2 separate regions of the Homo sapiens genome follow, and region 2 is linked to region 1. Evidence: read pairs that join two places in POLR2A ChIA-PET (ENCODE). Cell type or tissue: OCI-LY7. All regions are shown on one strand. Links, peaks and the distances in the headings refer to the core of each region. The heading gives the core; the rest is flanking DNA.

Region 1 (10,822 bases), core at 3,534-8,533:
GGTTGGTTGTGTTTTACCTGGGATGTTGGCCATCTTGTTTTGCAGTTAAGACTGCTGCTGGGTCATTGATGAAACTAACCATAACGTCAATCTCAGTTTCAATTCTCCAATATTTATACCTTTACGTTCTTTTTTTGTTGTTGAGACAGGGTTTCACTCCAGTTGCTCAGGCTGGAGTGCAATGGTGTGATCATGTCTCACTGCAGCCTCGACTTCCTGGGCTCAAGTGATTCCTGTGCTTCAGCCTCTAGGGTAGCTGGGACTATAGGCACACGCCACTGCGTCCAGCTAATTTTTTGTATTTTTTGTAGAGATGGGGTTTCACCATTTTTCCCAGGCTAGTCTCGGGCTCCTGAGTCTAGCCATCTGCCGGTCTCGGCCTCCCAAAGTGGTGGGATTACAGGCATAAGCCATCATGCCCAGCCTATACCTTTACTTTCATCATTCCCCTGTGGTTTAAAGCTAGGCCCTTCTAGCACTATCTTTTGTCTAACTCTTTAAGGAACATTCTGGACTTAATTTTTTCTTCCCATCTGTCCTTCAATATGACACTGGATAGGGGGCTTCTGGGCAATTAAAATTTATCAGTATAAATCATGGTTACATATTTAGTTGTTTTAGAATGTTGTAATTACATAAACCTGCAGTTTTAAAGTTGAATATAGCTTTATACTTTGATAAACTTCATTTTTTGTTTTATAAAATGAGTTTATACGGGTTGTCAACTTACTAGCAAAATCTTACAATTGAAGAGACTTTAAAGGACAAGTACTCCCACATCTCACCCAAGAACAAATGTTCCTTCCACACAGTGTCTTCCTTTAGCAGTTAGAACCCACTCTCATGAAATAGCATATTTTTCTGTCAGAACAGTTTTACCCAGTGTTACCTTTGTTATATGTATGGGGACTCACTGACTATCTTGAGATCCAGTCATCATGTGGTATTGTGAGATCCACTATATTCTCAAGTACTAGAAACCTGATATATTAATTGATATGAAGCCTGAAAAAAAGAATGACTGTAGCAATTGGATTGGTGATGAGGGAAACTGGCAAAAGTGTGGAAGTTAATAGCTGCTGCCATTCACTTACAGCTCCTGGGTGGGTGATCCAAAGAGTTGTTGAAGCTGAGCAGGTTCTGGCTGGGCCTAGGTATGGAAGAGAGGGAGTCGGTTTTAGTTGGCTTTTTTTCATCATTGTTTTTGTTTGGTGTTTACTACATGACTTTCACTGTGCTAGGGATACAAAAATGAATAAGAAGAGTATCTTAAAAAGGCAGAATTGTTTTTTCCTACTGGAATTTTGAGCAGTCTTAGTATTTCCTCAGTGTGTTTGTTCCAAACCAGAAGCATATTGCTTCCTTTTATATAGGTAGTATTTAACTTAAATATTAAACCAGGTAATTAAAATCATTGATCTGTATAAGTCAAAAAGGCTTAGGAAAATGTAAATTATTTTCTCTCTGTGATCCAATTCTTGTGCTTTTTTTTCCTTTAATACTTTATTCTGGAAGGATTTTAATAAGTAATGAAAGTACTGTTAATCTTTTTTTTTGTTTTGGATATGGAGTCTCGCTCTGTTGCCCAGGCTGGAGTGCAGTGGCGCAGTCTCAGCTCACTGCAATCTCTGTCTCTTGGGTTCAAGTGATTCAACTGCCTTAGCCTCTTGAGTAGCTGGGACTACAGGTGGGTGCCACCATGTCCTAGGGCTAATTTTTGTATTTTTAGTAGAGACGGGGTTTTACCATGTTGGTCTTGAACTCCTGATCTCAAGCGATCCGCCTCCCTCGGCCTCCCAATGTGCTGGGATTACAGATGTGAGCTACCGTGCCCTGCCTAATCGTATTTTCTTTAGTATAGGTGCCTTTAAAGTTTGAAAGTTCAAAGTATTTTACTCTTATTTCCCAGGAAATGAGGCTTGAAGTGAGAAAATGTGGCCAGGGGTTATCAGGAGCTGGAAAGCACTGACATCTATTTGATAGTTATAGATGGGAAGGAGGGGGGTAGGGGTTGGGGGGTGAGTGGGGGGAGATGGGAGGGACGGGGGAGGGGAGAGAGAGAGCACGAGTGAGCACACGCACATGCGTGTGTGCCTGTGTGTGTGTTAGGGTGTTTATAGTTTGGAATTTCATTTGTTTTTCCATTTTGTACTACAGTCACGCATTACTTAATGACAGGGTTACATTCTGAGAAATGCATCATTAGGCGATTTCATTGTGCACACAGAACACAAAGCTAGATGGGATAGTCTGCCACACACCTAGGCTATATGGTATAGCCTGTTGCTTCTGATATGTTGCCGTACTGAATATTGTAGGCAGTTGTAACACAGTGGTAAGTATTTGTGTATCTAAACCTAGAAAAGGTACAGTAAAAATACATATAAAAATGGTACACCTATATAGGACACTTAACCATGAATGGAGCTTGCAGGATTGCAAGTTTCTTTGGGAGTCAGTGAGTGAATGTGAAAGCTTAGGACACTACTGTAGACTTTATAAAGACTGTACACGTATGCTGCACTAAAGTTATAATAGTTTCTTCAATGATAAATTAACCTTAGCTTACTGTAATGGCTTGTTTTTTTCTTTTTGCTTTTTGTTTTGAGACAATCTCCCTCTGTCACCTAGGTTGAAGTGCAGTGGTGTGAACACTGTTCATTGCAGCCTTGACCTCCTGGGCTCAACTGATCCTCCCACCTCAGCGTCCCTAGTAGCTGGGACTACAGGTGGACATCACCACACCCTGGTGATCTTGTATTTTTTGTAGAGGTGGGGTTTCACCATGTTGTCGAGGCTGGTCTTGAACTCCTGGGCTCAAGCAATCCTCCCAGCTTGGCCTCCCAAAGTGTTGGGATTACAGACGTGAGGCACTGTGGCCAACCAGCTTACTGTAACTTTTTAACATTATAAACGTTTTAATTTGTTTAAAACTTTTTGGCTATTGTTAATAACACATAGCTTAAAACAAACACACTGTACTACTGTACAAAAATATTTTCATTCTTTATATCTTTATTCCGTAAGCTTTTTTCTATTTTTAAAATTATTTTTAATTTTACTTTAAAATCTTTTTTGTTGCCTGGGTGCGGTGGCTCACGCCTGTAATCCCGGCACTTGGGGAAGTTGAGGCAGGTGGGTCACCTGAGGTCAGGAGTTTGAGGCCAGTCTGGCCAACATGGTGAAACCCCATCTCTACTAAAAATACAGTTAGCCAGGCGTGGTGGCGGGAGCCGAGATCGCGCCACTGTACTCCAGCCTGGGCAACAGAGTGAGACTGCCAAAAAAAAAAAAAAAAAAAAAAGAAAAAAAAATTTTTTTTTTTTTTTGTTAAAAACTTAAGATACACCAGCCTAGACCTATCCAGAGTGAAGATCATAATTCTCACAGTCTTCCACCTCCACATCTTGTGCCACTGGAAGTTCTTCAAGGGCACTAACATACGTGGAGCTGTCATCTCCTATGATGCCAGCCTTCTTCTGGAATAACTCCTGAAGTACCTGTCTGAAGCGGTTTTACAATGAACTTTTTTTTGTTTTACAAGTAGAAGGAGTATATTCTAAAATGGTTAAAATATAGTAAATACATAAACCAGTAACTGCTATTGTTAATAGTCATTCATTGTCAAGTGTTACTTACTGTATCTAATTGTATGTGCTATACTCTTTTTTTTTTTTGAGATGGAGTTTTTGCTCTTGTTGTCCAGGCTGGAGTGCAGTGGTGGGATCTCAGCTTACCGCAACCTCCGCCTCGCAGGTTCAAGCAATTCTCCTGCCTCAGCCTCCAGAGTACCTGGGATTACAGGCATGCACCTCCACGCCCAGCCAATTTTGTATTTTTCATAGAGGCAGGGTTTTTCCATGTTGGTCAGGCTGGTCTCAAACTCCCGACCTCGGGTGATCCACCCACCTCGGCCTCCCAAAATGCTAGGATTACAGGCGTGAGCCACCGCACCTGGCATGTATGTACTGTACCCTTATAGGACTGGCAGCACAGTAGGTTTGTTTACAAAAGCATCACTACAAACACTCGCCTAATGCATTGTGCTAAGATGTCACTAAATGTTAGGAATTTTTCAGCTCCATTAAAATCTTATGAGACCACCGTTACATATGCAGTTTGTAATTGACCAAAACCTTGTTATGTGGTACATAACTCTGTAAAGTACATTATTATTAACTGTAGTTACCATGCTATAAGTCAGATCTCCAGAAGCTAATCATTTTATAATGGGAAGTTTCTACCCTTTGACCAAAATCCCATTTCCCCTACCTGCCAGCCCCTGGCAACCACCTTTCCACTCTTTGTTCCTATGAATTTGACTTCTTTAGTGAATCCCTACTTTTTCCCAAATGGTTTATAATCTATTACTGTATTTAATTATTTGGGGCCTAAATTTGTCCTGATTTGGCTAGTAGAGCCTCATTAAGCTGGCTGTTTGATTTGTCTGCCATGTCCCCATCATTTTGTGAAAACTTCTTTCTTCCTGGTGTAACACAGTGTTCTAGGTTCATCTTGTACCTGGTCAGCTGTAGGCTCGGGATCAGGTCCATTCTCCGAGGAGTAATGATTCTCTTTAGTGGAGAATGGTATTAGAGACTATGATAATGGGCCCTAGGTGTGTCCTTTGCTTCTTGGCGCTTTTAGCAAACGGGCATAGGAAACATGCACGTATACATATATTACATACATACATATATATTCACATACATTCACATACAAATATACCTTCACATATATATGTGGATTCATGCCTGTGTACATAAGTGATCTAGAAATCATGAATTCACACATAATCTTCAGTATCCATGCATTTTCACAGGATTATTTCTTGCCTTCTGTCTTTTTCACAGTGAGAGCCCAGGGTTCTTTCTGGCCTTATGTCTTTTTCACAGTGAACAACAGCAGCAGCACATTTACTCAACTTATATCTAAATAGGTACAGAATTGCTTTGCCCATTCCACTACAATAAGTAAATTTACAAAAATTTTCAGGAATTGTTTGGCAATTCTGCCCTTGCCCTACTCCACCCTGCCCAAGATTGAGGGTATAAAGTCAAATAATATGTTCACAAATTACTTGGGATTATTTCTGCCTGCCTGCCTCTTGACTGGTCAGTGCATTGGGTGGTTTGTCTGGCTTCTCTTCACAGTGTTTGCTGTCCATGTGAAATATGAGTAGGTTTCTTTGTTCTGGTTTGCTTTAAGTGTTGGGGTTTTCCGTTTCCATTCTTACTTTTTTTTTTTTAATGTGTACAACATTATAAAAGTCAAAACTATATAAAAAGGTAAGTTTAATGAGGTCACTTCATCTGAGATGTGTTCCAGTCTGTCACCCACCCTTGTAGGGAACCAATTTTATTGTTTTCTGCTGCTTCTTTTCTATGTTTCTTTTTTATATAAAAATAAACAGACTAAAATTTTTCAGCCCGGCGCGGTGGTTCACGCCTGTAATCCCAGCTCTTTGGGATGCCAAAGCAGGCAGATCACCTAAGGTCAGGAGTTCGAGAGCAGCCTGACCAACATGGATAAACCCCGTCTCTACTAAAAATACAAAATTAGCTGGGCGTGGTAGCACATGCCTGTAATCCCAGCTACTCGGGAGGCTGAGGCAGGAGAATCGCATGAATCTGGGAGGCGGAGGTTGCAGTGAGCCAAGATCGCGCCATTGCACTCCAGCCTGGGCAACAAGAGCGAAACGCTGTCTCAAAAAAAAATTTTTTTTTTCTTACATAAAAAGTAGCATCTATATGTCCTGTTTTGCACTGTCTCTCCTTTAAAATTTAGTAATATTTCTTGGAAATCACTATCAGTTCATGTAGATCTTCCCCAGTATATATTTTTATAATTCTAAAGATTGGTTTTAGATTTTTTTTCTTTAGTTTCTGTCTTCCTCCATTCTCTTACATGTTGACTGTTTATATCTTTTAAATTGTTTCTTTTTAACGTTGTATGTGCATAGTTTACCCACATCCAGTATTGGCAAAATTTTATACTTTCAGCATGTCCTGTTATTATTTGTTTCTAATCTCAATTTACTGTTGTTCAAAGGTGGCTTCTTAGGATCTGGTTCAGATGTTGTAAAAGAAATCCCAAATTAGTTATTAATAGATAGCTTATTTTTCTCTGGCTTACCAGTCTCTGGTTGTTTATCTCTGGACAATTTTCAAATTGCTGCAGTGTAGGGGACCCAAGTTTCCCTTGTGTGGTGGTATTCTACCATTTCTGGACTATTGATTAAGATAGAAGGAACTAGAAGGGAAGGCAATGAACCATCCCTAGAAGCCAGGACCCAGAAGGTGTACCTCACTTCTCTTCACACTTCATTGGCAAGAGCTTAGTCACATGCCCATGCAAGCATCAAGATGTTGAGAAATCTATGTGAGCATTTGTCCAGCTAAATGTTTTTAAAGGAAAATGAAGGGGAGAATGGATATTCTCTAATCACAGGTGGTGTTGTCTCAAGATATTTATAGCTTCCGGTTTTTTTATTTCTAAATTTGATAATCATCTTTCTAATACAACTTGTCATCAATATTTAATGGTATTTTTAGTTGTGAGAACTGTTATTTTAGCTGATTTTGGTCATGGCTCTCATACTAGTATCTTTTAGTTTTAATTGTTGAATTATAGGCTAAGTTATGTTCTCACAAAATGCCAACTACTGAATTTTATGGTTTTTTGCATGGACTTTTTAGAACTTATGACCAAGTTATGCTATTTCCTGGTGATATTCTGAAGTGACAGTTACCTACTTTTAATAAAACCGTGGCTACCAATTATGCTTTTGAAGTTCTACTCACAGTAGTGGTGTGCATTGTTCTTCATGAAGATAGGAATTGACAATTTTTTCATAAAAATGGCAGCTGTCTTTAAAAGTCATTACTACCTGTTGTATGCAGTTGATTCGGGCAGAGAAGAAAGACTTTGCAGCTTTATTTCTTCTCGTTAGATGTGGATTAGATTCTCTACAGTGTTTCATATTGCATATTACAATTTCTAATTCTTGATAGTACAGATGCTGTTGGTTTTAATTTAGGAGTTTCTGTAGTCTTCCTTCAAATAATTCAATACTCTGGATATTTAACATGTGTTATGTTTTTTATAGTTTAAGACCATTTGAGATTGTATGATTATGCTTAAAAGGAAGTTGTAAAGAGCTCAAAGATTCTTTGTAAGACTTTTCTTCTCCTGCTTCTGATTCCAATTGTCTTTTTTAAAGGATTTTTATAAATCCTTTAAAGAAATTTTTGACAATCCAGATCCAAATTGTTTTTTTCTACTTCCCCCTTTTGAATTGCCGCTAAAGTACTGTGCACACATACACACATAGTTATGCATTGCAGTACTTCTTCAGAGTTCATTTAGTTGTACTTCGTGCTGATTGATTGAATTACTGGTGATATCCTTGGGTGGATAAAGCTGGATGAATTCTTATCAGCTTACTATTTTGTCTTCATATAGCACATAGTTTTTAAAACGTATAAATAAATTTGCTCTTCTTGTTCATAAAGTATTTATGGCTTAAAAACATTCCTTTTTTTTGGCTGTGCGCTGTGGCTCACGCCAGTAGTCCCAGCACTTTGGGAGGCCAAGGCAGGTGGATCACCTGAGGTCAGGAGTTCAAGACCAGCCTGGCCAACATGGCAAAACCCCATCTCTACTAGAAATACAAAAATTAGCCAGGCGTGCTGGCGCTTGTAATCCCAGCTACTCGGGAGGCTGAGGCAGGAGAATCGCTTGAACCCGGGAGGCGCAGGTTACAGTGAGCCGAAATCACACCATTGCACTCCAGCCTGGGCAGTAAGAGCGAGAAACTTTGTCTCAAAAACAAAACAAAACAAGAACAAAAGAAACCCATTCCTTTTTTTCCTGGCTTTTATGAGCCAGCCCAGTGGGGGATAACATGTCATTTCCTCTTAGATTTTCAGGAAGGAATGCTTTCTTTCCTCTGTTTTTGTTGTTGTTGTTTTGTTTTTTTTGTTTGTTTTTGTTTTTTTGAGATGGAGTGTCACTCTGTCACCCAGGCTGTAGTGCAGTGGTGCAGTCTTGGCTCACTGCAACCTCCATCTCCCAAGGCTCAAGTGATTCTCCTTCCTCAGCCTCCCGGGGTAGCTGGAATTACAGATGTGTGCCACCACACCCGGCTAATTTTTTTGTATTTTTAGTAGAGATGGGGTTTCACTATGTTGGACAGCCTGGTCTCAAACTCCTGACCTCAAGTGGTCTGCCCACCTCGGCCTCCCAAAGTGCTGGGATTACAGACGTGAGCCACCACGCCCGGCCTTTTCCTCTGGTTTATAGTTGTGATTCAGTAATCCAGTCTGTTAACAACAACCTTTGTGGTGTTATTGTAAAAACCAACTTTTATCCATTGTTTTTATAGAAACTATATTATCTCTCATGAAGAAATGCCCCATCAGTTTGTCAGTGGAATATTTTTTCTTTAGCTTTAATGGAATGTCACATTTGAGGTTTTTCTTGCTTATGCCCCTGGAGCACTGAATACAAAAGAATAATATATTTAAGATTACTAGTATTGAAATATGCTAAAATGGTTCTGAATATTTAGAATGTTAGATTATTATTATGAACTTTTTGCTTATTTTGTTCTAAGTATTTTTCTCATTAATTTACCTAGCACACAGAATCCATCCTTTTTTTTTGGAGACAGGATCTCGCTCTGTCACCCAGGCTGGAGTGCAGTGGTGTGATCTTGGCTCACTGCAGCCTCCACTTCCTGGACTCAGGAGGTGATCCTCCCACCTCAGCGTCTCGAGTAGCTGGGACCACAGGCACGTGCCACCATTCCCAGCTAATTTTTGTATTTTTTGTAGAGACTGAGTTTCACCGTGTTGCACAGGCTGTCTCAAACTCCTGGGCGCAAGACATCTGTCTCCCTTGGCCTCCCAACTTGCTGGGATTATGGGTGAGAGCTACCATGCTTAGCCACAATTTTTTTTTTTTTTAATACAGAAAAAAGTTTAGGTATCTGGTTTATATGCTGTATCTGCTTTTCTTTCTTTCTTTTTTTTTTTTTTCCGAGACAGAGTTTCGCTTTTGTTGCTCAGGGTGGAGTGCAATGGCACGATCTCAGTTCACTGCAACCTCCGCCTCCCGGGTTCAAGCAATTCTCCTGCCTTAGTCTCCTGAGTAGCGGGGATTACAGGCACCTACCACCATGCGAGACGGGGTTTCACCATGTTGGCCAGGCTGGTTTCAAACTCCTGACCTCAAGTGATCCGCCCACCTTGACCTCCCAAAGTGCTAGGATTACAGGCGTGAGCCACTGCACCCGGCCTGTATCTGCTTTTCTGTTGCCCAGGCTGGAGTGCAATGGTGCAATCTTGGCTCACTGCAGCCTCTACCTTCTGGGTTCAAGCGATTCTCCTGCCTCAGCCTCCCAAGTAGCTGGGACTACAGTGCCTGCCACCACACCTGGCTAATTTTTTGTATTTAGTAGAGATGGGATTTCACCATGTTGGTTAGGCTGGTCTCCAACTCCTGACCTCAGGTGATCCACCTGTCTCGGCCTACCAAAATGCTGGGATTACAGGCATGAGTCACGGTACCTGGCCCTGTATCTGCTTTTCAAACAAGAATAAAATTAAGAAGATTAAAGACAAGCCTGGTGGTGCAATCAGAATGACTCTGTTAACATTTAGCTAGGTTGCTAAATGGTAAGGGTGATTTTTGATTTTCCATGGAAAGTTGATTGCTGTATGATACTTTTACATATATTGTACACACAATCACTTCCACTGAGTGAAATTAGCCTGTGACATACCACTGTTTTGTGCTTTACATACACAGTTCACTTAGGAGCATGTGGAATTACTGTACTGTTTTGGAATGATGTAAAGAGCTCAGTCAGTGTTCCCTTTTCTCTCTTTCCCTGTTTCTTCCTCTCCCTGCCATATGTGTATGTTAGCCATATACAGATATTACTTATTTTAATTTTTAATTAGATGTGTCTTCAATATCTCTCCTCCCATAATAAACCCTATATTAATCTTGTAAGACACTGAAATAAAAGTCAAGAAAAAGTTCTAATTGGACTACTTCCCTTTAGATTGCTTATTAGTATTAAAATGGTAAAACATCATCAAAAGCTTTAAAACTAATAGTATTACTAAATTGCCTTGTTCAACAGCATAACCAAAAGTTCCTTTAATATGACCTTTTAATATAAATTGTTCAATTATTCTGTATGCTGTTATGCTTCAAGGACTTTTGAGATGAATAGACACATCAGTTATTCCATTTGTTTATCATATTCTTTATTAGGTAGGTAGGCTATATATTTCTGTTTTCTTACGAATGTGTTAGACTTAAACCTAGCAGCACATCATCACATAACAATTAATAATAACATTTAATACTTACAAAGCACTTTTTTTTTTTTTTTTTTAAAGACAGTCTCGCTTTGTCGCCCAGGCTGGAGTGCAGTGGCGCAATCTCGGCTCACTGCAACCTCCACCTCCCGGGTTCAACTGATTCTCCCGCCTCAGCCTCCTGAGTAGCTGGTACTGCAGTTACTCACCACCATGCCTGGCTAATTTTTGTATTTTTAGTAGAGACGGGGTTTCATCCTGTTGGCCAGGCTGGTCTCAAACTCCTGACCTCAGTCGATCCGCCTGCCTTGGCCTCCCAAAGTGCTGGGATTACAGGCGTGAGCCACCACACCCGACAGCACATATTCTTTCAGGCACTCTTACAGTGTTTTAATTTTTTGAGACAGAGTCTCGCTCTGTCGCCCAGGCTGAAGTGCAATGGCACCATCTCAGATCACTGCAACCTCCGACTCCCGGGTTCTAGCAAT
Region 2 (10,822 bases), core at 4,544-9,543, 88 kb after region 1:
GCAGTGCGTCTCCTGCAAGGGGCCCGGAACACATTCCTGTCCCCGCCAGGCCTGGAGGCCCGAGCGCCTGCTTTTCATCCACTCTGCCCACCCGCCTCTGCGGTCGGCTGCCTTGGGCGCTGGCCTTAGCAGTTCTGAGTTTGAATTCAATCGCCAATACACAGAAAGCCACACAAATGTGAAGATTTGTGAATTATTATCAAATGAACACCTTTGTAACCACTACCCAAGCCAAGAAACAGTACTTTCCCCCAGAATACCTTACCCGTGCTCCTTCCCGATTTCACTCGACTCCCTCCTTCCCAAAGTAGCCACTCTCCTGCCTTTCATAGTAATTACTTACCCGAGTTTTTAAAAAATTGTTGTCACCCAAGTTCGCCTCTCTAGAGGCTATAAATTAGACTTGCTCATTTTGTTAATATATTTTAAGTCTCTTTAATTTGTAGTTTCTTTCTCCATCACTTTCTTTTCCTTGCAATGTATCCTTGGAAGAATCTGAAGAGATTTCTAGTCTGGATTTCACTGATTGCATTCTCCTGGTGCAGTTCAACACATCTCCCTGTTTTCTGCATTTCCTGCAAATTGACAGCTGGATCCAAAGGCTTGATCAGACTCAGGTTCAAGATTTTTGGTGAGACTCCAGGTGGTGGAGTGCTGTTTTGTCAGGAGGCACATAATGTCTGGTTGTCTCTATTTTTTGAGATCTGAGGAGAGACGATGTCCAATGCTTACATTCATTAATTCACTGGGGGATGAAAATGGTGATATACTAATTATATAATTTATTTTTCATTTATCATCTGGGTTGATTTTATAAAGAGACTCTTCTCCTCATCTGCTATTTGGTTACCCAGTGGAACCGTTCACAGAGGAAAGGCGGGTAAATGCTTGTTTCTTTGCATTTATTTATCCGTTTTCAAGATGACGAATTGCTACCCTGTCATCCTCCCAAAATGAAGAGTTAAAAAAATATACCATCACGATGCCAAGGATTTAAATGTGCTAGATGGATTTCAATACGTTGCAGTTACTGTCAGTAGTAACATACAAATTGTCCCCTCTTTGGGCAGCTGGAGCCCTTCAGGTTAATCCTTGGGTCCTTTAGATGTGACCCTAGTAGCCTTTGAACACTTCCTTGTTATCTGGAATGACAAGACATCTTACCAGTTTGGGGTGCTAGGAATCCTCTTCACTTCTTGGTTGATCTTTGTTTCTAGGTCTTTTCAATGGAGGAGCTGTAAATTACATATATGATAAAATACACTGGGAATTTATACTGATGTAACTACGTTAAGTGGAGGACTTCTTGATTACACCTGTATTTCTTTTCTTCCACACTGGGAATCCTGGTTCTTAAGGACACCAGGAATAACTGAATTAGAATCCAATTAGTCATTTGTTTTATTTCAATTTATATACTTACAGGTTCAGAATAACAATATCAATACCATAACTAGCTATAATTTCTGAAAACACCTAAAACTTTTTCTTTCTGCATATGTTATTTTTATCCCCCCCATTTTTTTTTTTTTTTTTTTGAGACAGAGTCTTGCTCTGTTGCCCAGGCTGGAGTGCAGTGGCACAATCTTGGCTCACTGCAACCTCTGCCTCCTGGGTTCAAGCGATTCTCCTGCCTCAGTCTCCCGAGTAGCTGGGATTACAGGCACATGCCACCATGCCTGGCTAATTTTTGTATTTTTAGTAGAGACAGGGTTTCACCATGTTGGCTAGGCTGGTCTCAAACCCCTGAACTCAGGTGTTCTGCCCTCCTTGGCCTCCCAAAGTGCTGGGATTACAGGCGTGAGCCACTGTACCCAGCCTACCCCCTATTTTTGTTTGTACTCTACATTCTCAGATGGTAAAGCCATTAGATAGCATAATCTCTCTTTTTAAACCCTCATTTAGTCTTCACTCCACAAATAACTATACATTTGTTAATCATCACCAATCATTAATGTGATGTTTCTCTAGTTATTTTGGTCTCTGCGACTGGTGCTTTAGTAGATCCTCAAGAAGGGCTATGGACCGTGTTACTGTTTCACTATAATAAAGACAGGATCAGCATCACTGATTATTCCTTTGGCCTCAGGCTCCAGTATGGTTCAGTACAAGACTATTAATATCCTATCTTTATTTAAAAGGTTGATATTTTGTTCATCCTGGATTTTTTGGCATTGAATTTTGTTTAAAAAATTATTGCATTAAAATCTCATTTTCTGCATCCCTTAACTGTTTAGTATGCTCTGAAATTCTTTGCTGCAAGCCAGGACCTTTCTTTGCTCACCTGCCTCACCCTGGTTGGAGATGAGTTGAAGCTCCTATTTTTCTCATCCTGTTAAAAAAAAGAAAAAAGAACTCTGCGGGCGAGTTTAAAGAGACTGGGTCTCACTATGTGGCCAAGAGTGGTCTCAAAATCCTGGCCTCAAGCAATCCTCCCCCCTTGGCCTCCCAAATTGCTGGGATTACAGGCATGAGCCACCATGCCTGGCCCCTGCTTAATTTTGATTCAATTTCCAGCAGTTGCTGTCCATTGTGGGGTGCAGTCCGGAAGGGAGCCCTCGCAGATCAGTGAGAGAATTCACAGACCTTCAGATCTTACCGCAGATCTGGTAAGATCTGGAGTGAGACAAACTGCTGGTTCTCACCCGGCCCCTGCACTGTGGATGAACAGGGCCCTCAGGTGCCCAGGTAACCTGTTGCTTCCCTCGGCTTTCCCCCAGCGCATGCTGATGCTGTGCAGGTGTCATGGTTGTTGTCCACCCACTTGCATTTTGTGGTGACAGGATAACCTATCACTTAGTTTTGTTGCAATGTTGTCCACGGGTTTTGGTTTTAATGTCTTGTTGCTCTGACTATAATTATGTGGGGATTCAGAAAGCACAAAGTTATGTTTTCACCACCACTGCCATTTTTCAGATTAAATTTAATGTATTTTAAAAAGGACACTTTGTTTTATTGATATATGATGGTTGTATATATTTTGAGGGTACACCCAATAGTTTGATACATGTATACAATGTGTAATGATCAAATTCAGGTAATTGGATTATATATCACCTCAAACATTTTTCTTTGTGTTGGAAACATTCCAATTCTTCTCTTCTAGCTATTTTGGAATATATAATCAATTATTGTTAACTATAGTCACCCTACTGTACTATCAAACACTAGAACTTATTTCTTTTAACTGTATATTTGTATTCACTAACCAACTTTTCATTATCTCTTCTCCCTTCTACCCTTCTCAGGCCCTGGTAAGCATCATTCTACTCCATGCCTCCGTAAGATCCACTTTTTTAGCTCCCACATTTGAGTGAGAACATGTGATATTTGTATTTTTGTACCTGTTTATTTCACTCAACATAATGAACTCCAGCTCCATCCATGTTGCTACAAATGAAAGGATATTATTCTGTTTTATGGCCAAATAATGTTTCTTTGTGTATATATACCACATTTTCCTTATCCATTCATTCATTGGTGGATTCTTAGGTTGATTTCACTTCTTGACTAATATGAACAGTGCTGTAATAAACATGGGAGTGCAGATAGTTCTTAGGTTTACTGATTTCCTGTCTTTTGGATATATCCAGCAGTGGGATTGCTAGATCATATGGTAGTTCTACTTTTAGTTTTTTGAAGCGCCTCCATACTGTTGTTCATAGTGGCTGTCCTAGTTTATATTCCCACTAACAGTGTATGAGTGTTCCCCTTTCTCCGAATCCTTGCCAACGTCTGTTATTTTTTGTCTTTTTGATAATAGCCGTTCTAACTTGGGTGAGATGGTATCTCATCATGGTTTGATTTGCATTTCCTTGATGATTAGTGATATTGAACATTTTTTCATATACCTGCTGACCGTTTGTATGCCTTCTTTTGGGAAATGTCTATTCAGGTCTTTTGTTCATTTTAAAAATGAAGTTATTTGTTTAAAAAGGATACTTTGAATCCAGGCACAGTGGCTCACACCTGTAATCTCAGCACTTTGGGAGGCTGAAGCGGGCGGATCACTTGAGGTCAGGAGTTCAAGACCAGCCTGGCCAACATGGGGGAAATCCCATCTCTACTAAAAATACAAAAATTAGCCGGGTGTAGTGGTGGGCGCCTGTAATCCCAGCTACCTGGGAGGCTGAGGCAGGAGAATCTCTTGAACTTGGGAGGTGGAGGTTGCAGTGAGTTGAGATCACACCACTGCACTCCAGCTTGGGTGGCAGAAAGAAACTCCATCTCAAATAAATAAAATATAGGCTGGGTGTGGTGGCTCATGCTGTAATCCCAGCACTTTGGGAGGCCGAGGTGGGCAGATTGCTTGAGCCCAGGAATTTGAGGCCAGCCTGAGCAACGTGGCAAAATCCCATCTCTACAAAAATAATAATAAAAAAAATTAGCTGGGCATGGTGGTATGCACCTGTAGTCAGTGCCAGCTACTCCAGAGGCTGAGGTGGGAGGCTCACTTGAGCCTGCAAGGTAGAGGCTGACAGAGAGAGACTTTCTCTCAACAACAATAACAACAAAATATATATGTAGGCTGGGAGCTGTGGTGCATGCCTGTAATCCAAGCATTTTGGGAGGCCGAGGCAGGAGGATCACTTGAGTTCAGGAGTTTGAGACCAGCCTGGGCAACATAGTGAGACTTCATCTACTAAAAATACAAAAAAACTAGCTGAGTGTGGTGGGGTGTGCTTATAGTCCCAGCTACTTGGGAGGCTTAGGTGGGAGAATCACTTGAGCCTGGGAGTGGAGGCTGAAGTGAGCTATGATCTTACCCCTGCACTCCAGCCTGGATGACAGAGCGAGACTGTCTAAAAAAAAAAAAAAAAAAAACAACAAACAAAATAACAACAACAGCAACAATTAAAAAAAACAAAAAACCAGGCTAAAATTCTCCCTGCCTTAAAAAAAGAAAAAGAAAAACAAACCTTTACTTCTGTAAACCCATAAGATTTGCACAACTTAAAAAGTCTGAAGTCACCTTTTTTTTTGAGACGGAGTCTCGCTCTGTTGCCCAGGTTGGAGTGCAGTGGCATGATTTTGGCTCACTGCAACCTCTGCCTCCTGGGTTCAAGTGGTTCTCCTGCTTCAGCCTCCTGAGTAGCTGGGATTACACAGGCTCGTGCCACCACACCCAGCTAATTTTTTATATTTTTGGTAGAGATGGGGTTTCACCATGTTGGCCAGGCTGGTCTTGAACTCCTGACCTCAAGTGATCCACCCACCTCTGCCTCCCAAATTGTTGGGATTACAGGCTTGAGCCACTGTGCCCAGCCCTGATGATACATTTCATTTTAAACTATCATTCAGGAGTAAGGGTAAAACAAGATTTTCAGAGAGGGAACCATAGGGAAGCTGGCGAGACGGGCAGAAACAGGAAATTGTGTACTCCGTTTGTTGGAATCTGAATCAGCCTACTATGTGGAGAACACTTTGTTAATCCTACTTAGATATCTGCATACTTTGTGGTAGAGACATTTGTAAGTATCTGCTCTAGGTAGAGACATTTGTAAGTAACTGCTCTAGAGAAACCTGTTCCTATGTTCGCAAGGGCATAAGTACCAAGACATTCACTGTGGCACTGTTGGCCATTCTAAAGAAGTGGAAAAAAACCGACTCTGCCCTGGAAGGGGAACAGGAGAGTGAGATGCGGCATTGTCTATCATCGAATACTCCAAAGCAGCAAAGCCAGACAGTATGAAACTCCGTCTGCCAACGCATCTAAACATCAAAAACATGATGCAAGATAAAAGCAAGCTGCAACACGATATACACAGTATTATCATAATTTATGTAAAGTGAAAGACACTGAAGCTATAATATACATCATTAATGGAAATATACACATATATCAAAGTGTAGAAAAGTCAGTTAGACCTTACAGCTGACTAACACAATAACCAATACTACACGTCAACAGCTGTGCCGCTGGGGCACGGGGAGGGGAGGGGAGGGAAGGGATGATCCTCAGCTCTCTCTATAGTGGTTTATTTCTAGCAGACAGAGAAACAGCTCCAAAGCAAAGGGATTTCATGGATTATTTCTGCATGGCCAGTAAGGGTGTCTGTTACTTCATTATTTCTCTGTATGTTTAAAAATTTTATAATGAAAATGTATTATCTCTACACGAGCACTTTTTATTTCCCCTGTGAATAATCAGAAGAGTTGGAAAATAAATAAGAAGGAAATAACTTTATCATTCTGCAGTTGAGTATAATTTGAAGTTTAATTCCTGACTGTCTATCACCCCCCACCCTACCAGTGCTGGAGAACGCCTGGGAGGAGGTGTGAGAGGCACGGCTGAGCCCAGTGGTTGTTTGCCCTGGTGCTCCTCTTGCTTCTTATGCTCACGACACTGCACCTTGATGTCCTACTCTACAGCAGTGCCCGCCCCACCCTTGCTGCCACAGCTCCACCCCTGGCCTCCGTGTCCTCCATTGCACATTCTTGCTTCATATTCCAAGCAGTGCTGCACACACACTGTGATGTCATTGTGCATCTCACTGTCAGAATACAATAACAAAATGAGCGTTTTAAAAAGAAGAATTGGGCCGGGTGCAGTGGCTCACACCTGTAATCGCAGCACTCTGGGAGGCCGAGGTGGGCAGATCACCTGAGGTCAGGAGTTTGAGACCAGCCTGGAGCCTGGCCAACATGGCGAAACCCTGTCTCTACTAAAAATACAAAAATTAGCTGGTGTGGTGGCATGCGCCTGCCAGCTACTTGGGAGTAATCCCAGCTACTCAGGAGGCTGAGGCTGGAGAATTGCTTGAACCCAGGAGGCAGAGGCTGCAGTGAGCTGCGATCATGCCACTGCACTCCAGCCTGGGCCACAGAGTGAGACTCCGTACCCCCACCCCCAACAAAAAAGAAAAAAAGAAAAAGAAAAATTAGCATTCCCCCCTCCCCTCTGATAGCTGGGTCCACCTTCCTGGCCCCACATCTTAGTGTTGGATGGCGCTGTGCTTGCTGACCACGTGTCACTTGCACACTTTCCCCAGCTTCAGTCTGCCAGGATAGGGTGACAGCATGGGGCCCAGGACCCACAGGGAGGAGACCAGCAGAGGCAGGTGGGATCAGGACTTGACCTTCCTCTTTCAATAACTCTAAATTAGTTCTTGCTACTTTCACTCGTTCAGGTTGACAGACTCCCTGAGACATGCAGACGTGACTTCCTAAGCATCATTCGTGCGTCCATCCCAGCCCTGCCGGACCATGTCTGACCTGGGCTCAGGATGGCACTGGCACCCAGGGGTGATTTAGGGGTTAGGTTTCAGCGGGCTCTACCTGAGGTGGGCTCAGGTCACAGAGCACAGCCAGGAAGGAGAACCAAGCTCTTCTAGAAGTGTATGGAAAGAGTTCCAGGAGGAAGAGCTGCCAGGCTGGGCCTGGAGTTGGCCAGGTACTGGGGTGGGGGAGGTGGGCTCCAGTGCTACGGCCAACCTCAGTGATGACGCTTCCCAGGTCGCAGCCTTCTCCTCTACTCCCACCCTGCCGCTTGCAGCCCCTCCACCTACCCCACCTCTAGCCTCCCCTTGCTCCCCTCCCCTTCCAGGGCACTCTCAAGGACTCTAGCCCCCAAGCTCCCTGCGTCCGCACACTTCTCTGAGCATCCCACCCTGATGCTTTGATAGACATGGGCTGGCCTAGGCCCTGCCCCTTCTTCAGTCTTCTCCAGTGTGGGGACGCCATTTCCTCTCCTGCTATCAGCAACCCAGGCCTGGGAGACGTGGAGTCTGTCCTTAGAGACAGGTCTCTAAGTTCTGTCCCCCGCTTAGAGCATTTCTCCTTTCCTTCCAGCTGTTCCCTCTCTCTAAACCCCTGACTCTGGTCTTGGGAGGACCGTGGAGCCTGTCTCACAGCTGTGAGTCCACTCTCTGGCTGGCACCTTCCTCTTCCCTCCTCCCTCAGAAGTGGCCCCTCCGGGCTCTGGTGCATCTTCTCTCTCCTCAAGGACCTGTTCCCATACCTCCTGCTTCCCTCTGCTCCCTCTCCTGGGGGCTTCCCCAGCCTCCCAACAGGCCCAGGAGGCCCTAAAAAGAAAACAAACCAAACTTCCCTTGACTCCACAACTCCTTCCGGCTACTATCTCTTCTCCTTCCCCTGTTTATATCTACAGGTGTTTTCTAATCTTAGTTGGTGACTCTACTGTCCATTTTAGCTTTTAGCTTCACCCAGCATCCTGTCTGCTAAGGTCACCAGGGACCTCCCGGGCCACGTGGAATCACCACATCTCAGTCCTTGACTTCTGCAGTCCCTTGCTCTGCCTCTTCCCTTGTTTCAAGCTCCAGCCTCTTCAGTTTGCTCCTGGATTCACTCCCGCACCAGGGCCACATGGTCTCAGTCTCCTTGCTCACTCCTCCTCCTCAGCCTGGCCTCTGAAATTGCACCCTACCCTCCCCTGCCCCTGCTCAGCTGCTCAGTTGCTCAGCTCCTGCCCTTCTCTTGCCACCTGACCTCCCTAGACCTGAGGTTCTCAATCTTAGCTTTGCACGAGAATCATCAGGGAGTTCTGCGAAATGCTGATGCCCAGGCTGATCGCGTCCAGGGGAGGGCCAGGGTCACTGGCATTTTTCCAACACTCTCAGGTGATGTAAGTGCTCTGTGGGGGCTGAGAAGCCCAACCCAGGGTGGTGCCTCCACTCTCAAGGCACCAGCATCGTGTCCTACACAGGTGCCTTCCAGCCTGACCCCTCCTCTGAGCACCACCTGCCAGTGTGACAGCTCCATCTGGCATGGGAAGCAAAAAAAAAATGTTACTTAAAAATCCAACGAGCTTATTAAGGAATCTGTGGCTGCACTCCGAGCTGGTCCCCACAGGCTCGTGGTTCTTCTTAATCAAGTAGTAAATCCTTTATAAGGTGGTGAGTGTCTCACCACAATCATATGATCTAGATGTTATTATTCCCAGTTTACAGATGAGGAAACAGGCACAGAAACTTGCCCAAGGCCATGCAGGTAGCAGGAGGTGGAGCTGGGATTACAAACCCAGACAGTTTTGGCTCAACAGTCCAGGGTCATAACCACAGTCCAGCTTCAGTGAGTCCTGCTGCCTTCACAGGGGACAGCGGCCGGCAAGGTTGGCTCCTTGGACTGGGCACACACGGCCACAGGGACAGGCAGGCAGATAATGGGACTGTCATCGCCACATACATGTGACAATCTCCTTTGCTGCTGCCTTTATGTTCCCATCCTTAAATACCTCTCCCCAGGATCAAGGCTGGCTGCAACATTTATCCAGGCCCAAACCCAACATAGACGGAGTCCAGCCCCACCAGGCATGGTAGCATTTTTTGTGATCTGGAGTAAGACCCTCTACTGGCAACTTCACTGGAAATTCCCTGGTAAGCGGTTTCTCCCAGTGATTTAAGTATTGGAACAGATTTGCTCTAATCTCATGAGTGTCAAAGTTTAATGGCCCCAAACTGCCTTCTGGAACGACCTCTCCCGCTTCCTGAAGCGGCAGCTCCTCTCTGCAGCTGCTTAAGCGAGAACCCTGGAGTCTGTGTTGGCTTTTTTTTTTTTTTTTTAATCGCCCCCACTTGCAATTAACTCATCCTCAGGTCCCATCGATTCTAACTCCAAAATCTATCCCTCTCTACGCCTACACCTGCCTCCACTCCCTGGTCCAGGCCGGCTCTGGCCTTGTTCCTGAATAACGCTTTTCACTTCCATTTCCCTCTCCCTCCCATCCAAGTCAGAGGTGTTTACAAGACAAATTTGATCCTGTTTCTCTGGTGACAAACAATTAAAAGTAGCAGTGGCACTTTGAGGAAAAGCCCAAATCCTCATTGGGGCCTCCAGCCCCTCCTCCTCTCAGCAGCCCTCCTGGCGAGTCCAGCCACACTGGCCTTCTGTCTGCTCCTTCAAGGAACAACCCAAGCCCCAGCTTCAGACGCCCCAGGCCCAGCCACCTCCTCGCTCTTTGCCTGGTTATTAACCCATTCTTCAGCTCGTCCCCAAGGTTCCTGCACCCTGAGCCCGCAGCTCCTCCCTGATGGCTCGCCGCGGGTCTCGGGCGCTGTCAGCCGGGTGGGCCGCAGTGATGGGTCAGACCAGGAAGGGGCGTGAGGTCGGGGTGGGAAGGTGACCTCAGGACCGGGCCCCGCGACTCCGCAGCCGCCAGCACCCAGGTGCGCCCAGCTGGCTCTGTCGCCTCCCGGCGGCAGCGGCGACCCTGGCCCTCAGTCTCTCCAGCGGACCCGGCGTGGCCCGGCGCTTCCCGGACCCGGGAAAAGGGGCCCAGCCGCGCTCCCCGAGCCCTGCGGTCAGCCGGCGTGGCTCCGGGACTGAGAGAATCCTAACGCCCAGACCTGGGAGCACAGGATCGGGGGCGGGGCGGGGCTTCCCAGCACTGGCCCCGCCCACCTTGGGCCATGTCCCCTCCTGTTTCCTGGTCGTAATCAGCTAGGTCTTCGCAGGCTCGGTGGTCAGAGACGCCTGATGCAAGTTCTCTGCCGCTTTACTATGCGGCGTGTGCAAGTCACCCTCATTCCTTTAATTAACATTGACCCTCTTCCACGTGCCAGGCGCCATTACAGGCACTGAGCATACCACCTGGAGCTTACAGTCTAGTGTAGGCAGATAGATAACAAGCAAATAGGTTTTTGTTTTGTTTTGTTTTAAGACGGGTCTCGCTCTATCGCCCAGGCTGGAGTGCAGTGGCACAATCTTGGCTCACTGCAACCTCTGCTTCCCGGGTTCAAGCGATTCTCCTACCTCAGCCTCCTGAGTAGCTGGGAATACGGGCGCGTGCCACCACGCCCAGCTTGTATTTTTAGTAGAGAGGGGGTTGCACATATTGGCCAGGCTGGTCTCGAGCTCCTGACCT

Evidence for each region. Peaks named below come from ENCODE experiments on the same cell type or tissue, not always from the same donor. Only the 100,000 strongest peaks of a DNase experiment are listed, where the experiment ranks them.
Region 2: POLR2A ChIA-PET joins it to region 1 with 7 read pairs; 8 of 35 experiments call an interaction of 5 or more read pairs at or near these places.

The regions. Positions count from the first base shown.
Region 1 is chr10:86,476,277-86,487,098 of GRCh38, reverse strand. All of the region lies in intron 4 of WAPL (WAPL cohesin release factor), which reads left to right. Among named protein-coding and RNA genes, the nearest start is that of WAPL, 40 kb to the left of the region's middle. RefSeq lists enhancers at 12-61, 72-241. In OCI-LY7, for the core only: no CTCF peak of the experiment used is centred there; no DNase peak of the experiment used is centred there; H3K27ac peaks cover 654 bases.
Region 2 is chr10:86,389,154-86,399,975 of GRCh38, reverse strand. No RefSeq gene overlaps it. Among named protein-coding and RNA genes, the nearest start is that of GRID1, 28 kb to the right of the region's middle. RefSeq lists enhancers at 1-5, 1-104, 96-145, 7,592-7,971, 8,192-8,291 and 2 more and a silencer at 10,040-10,429. In OCI-LY7, for the core only: no CTCF peak of the experiment used is centred there; DNase peaks (open chromatin) are centred at 6,385, 7,065, 7,665, 8,205 and 3 weaker places; H3K4me3 peaks cover 4,240 bases; H3K27ac peaks cover 4,641 bases.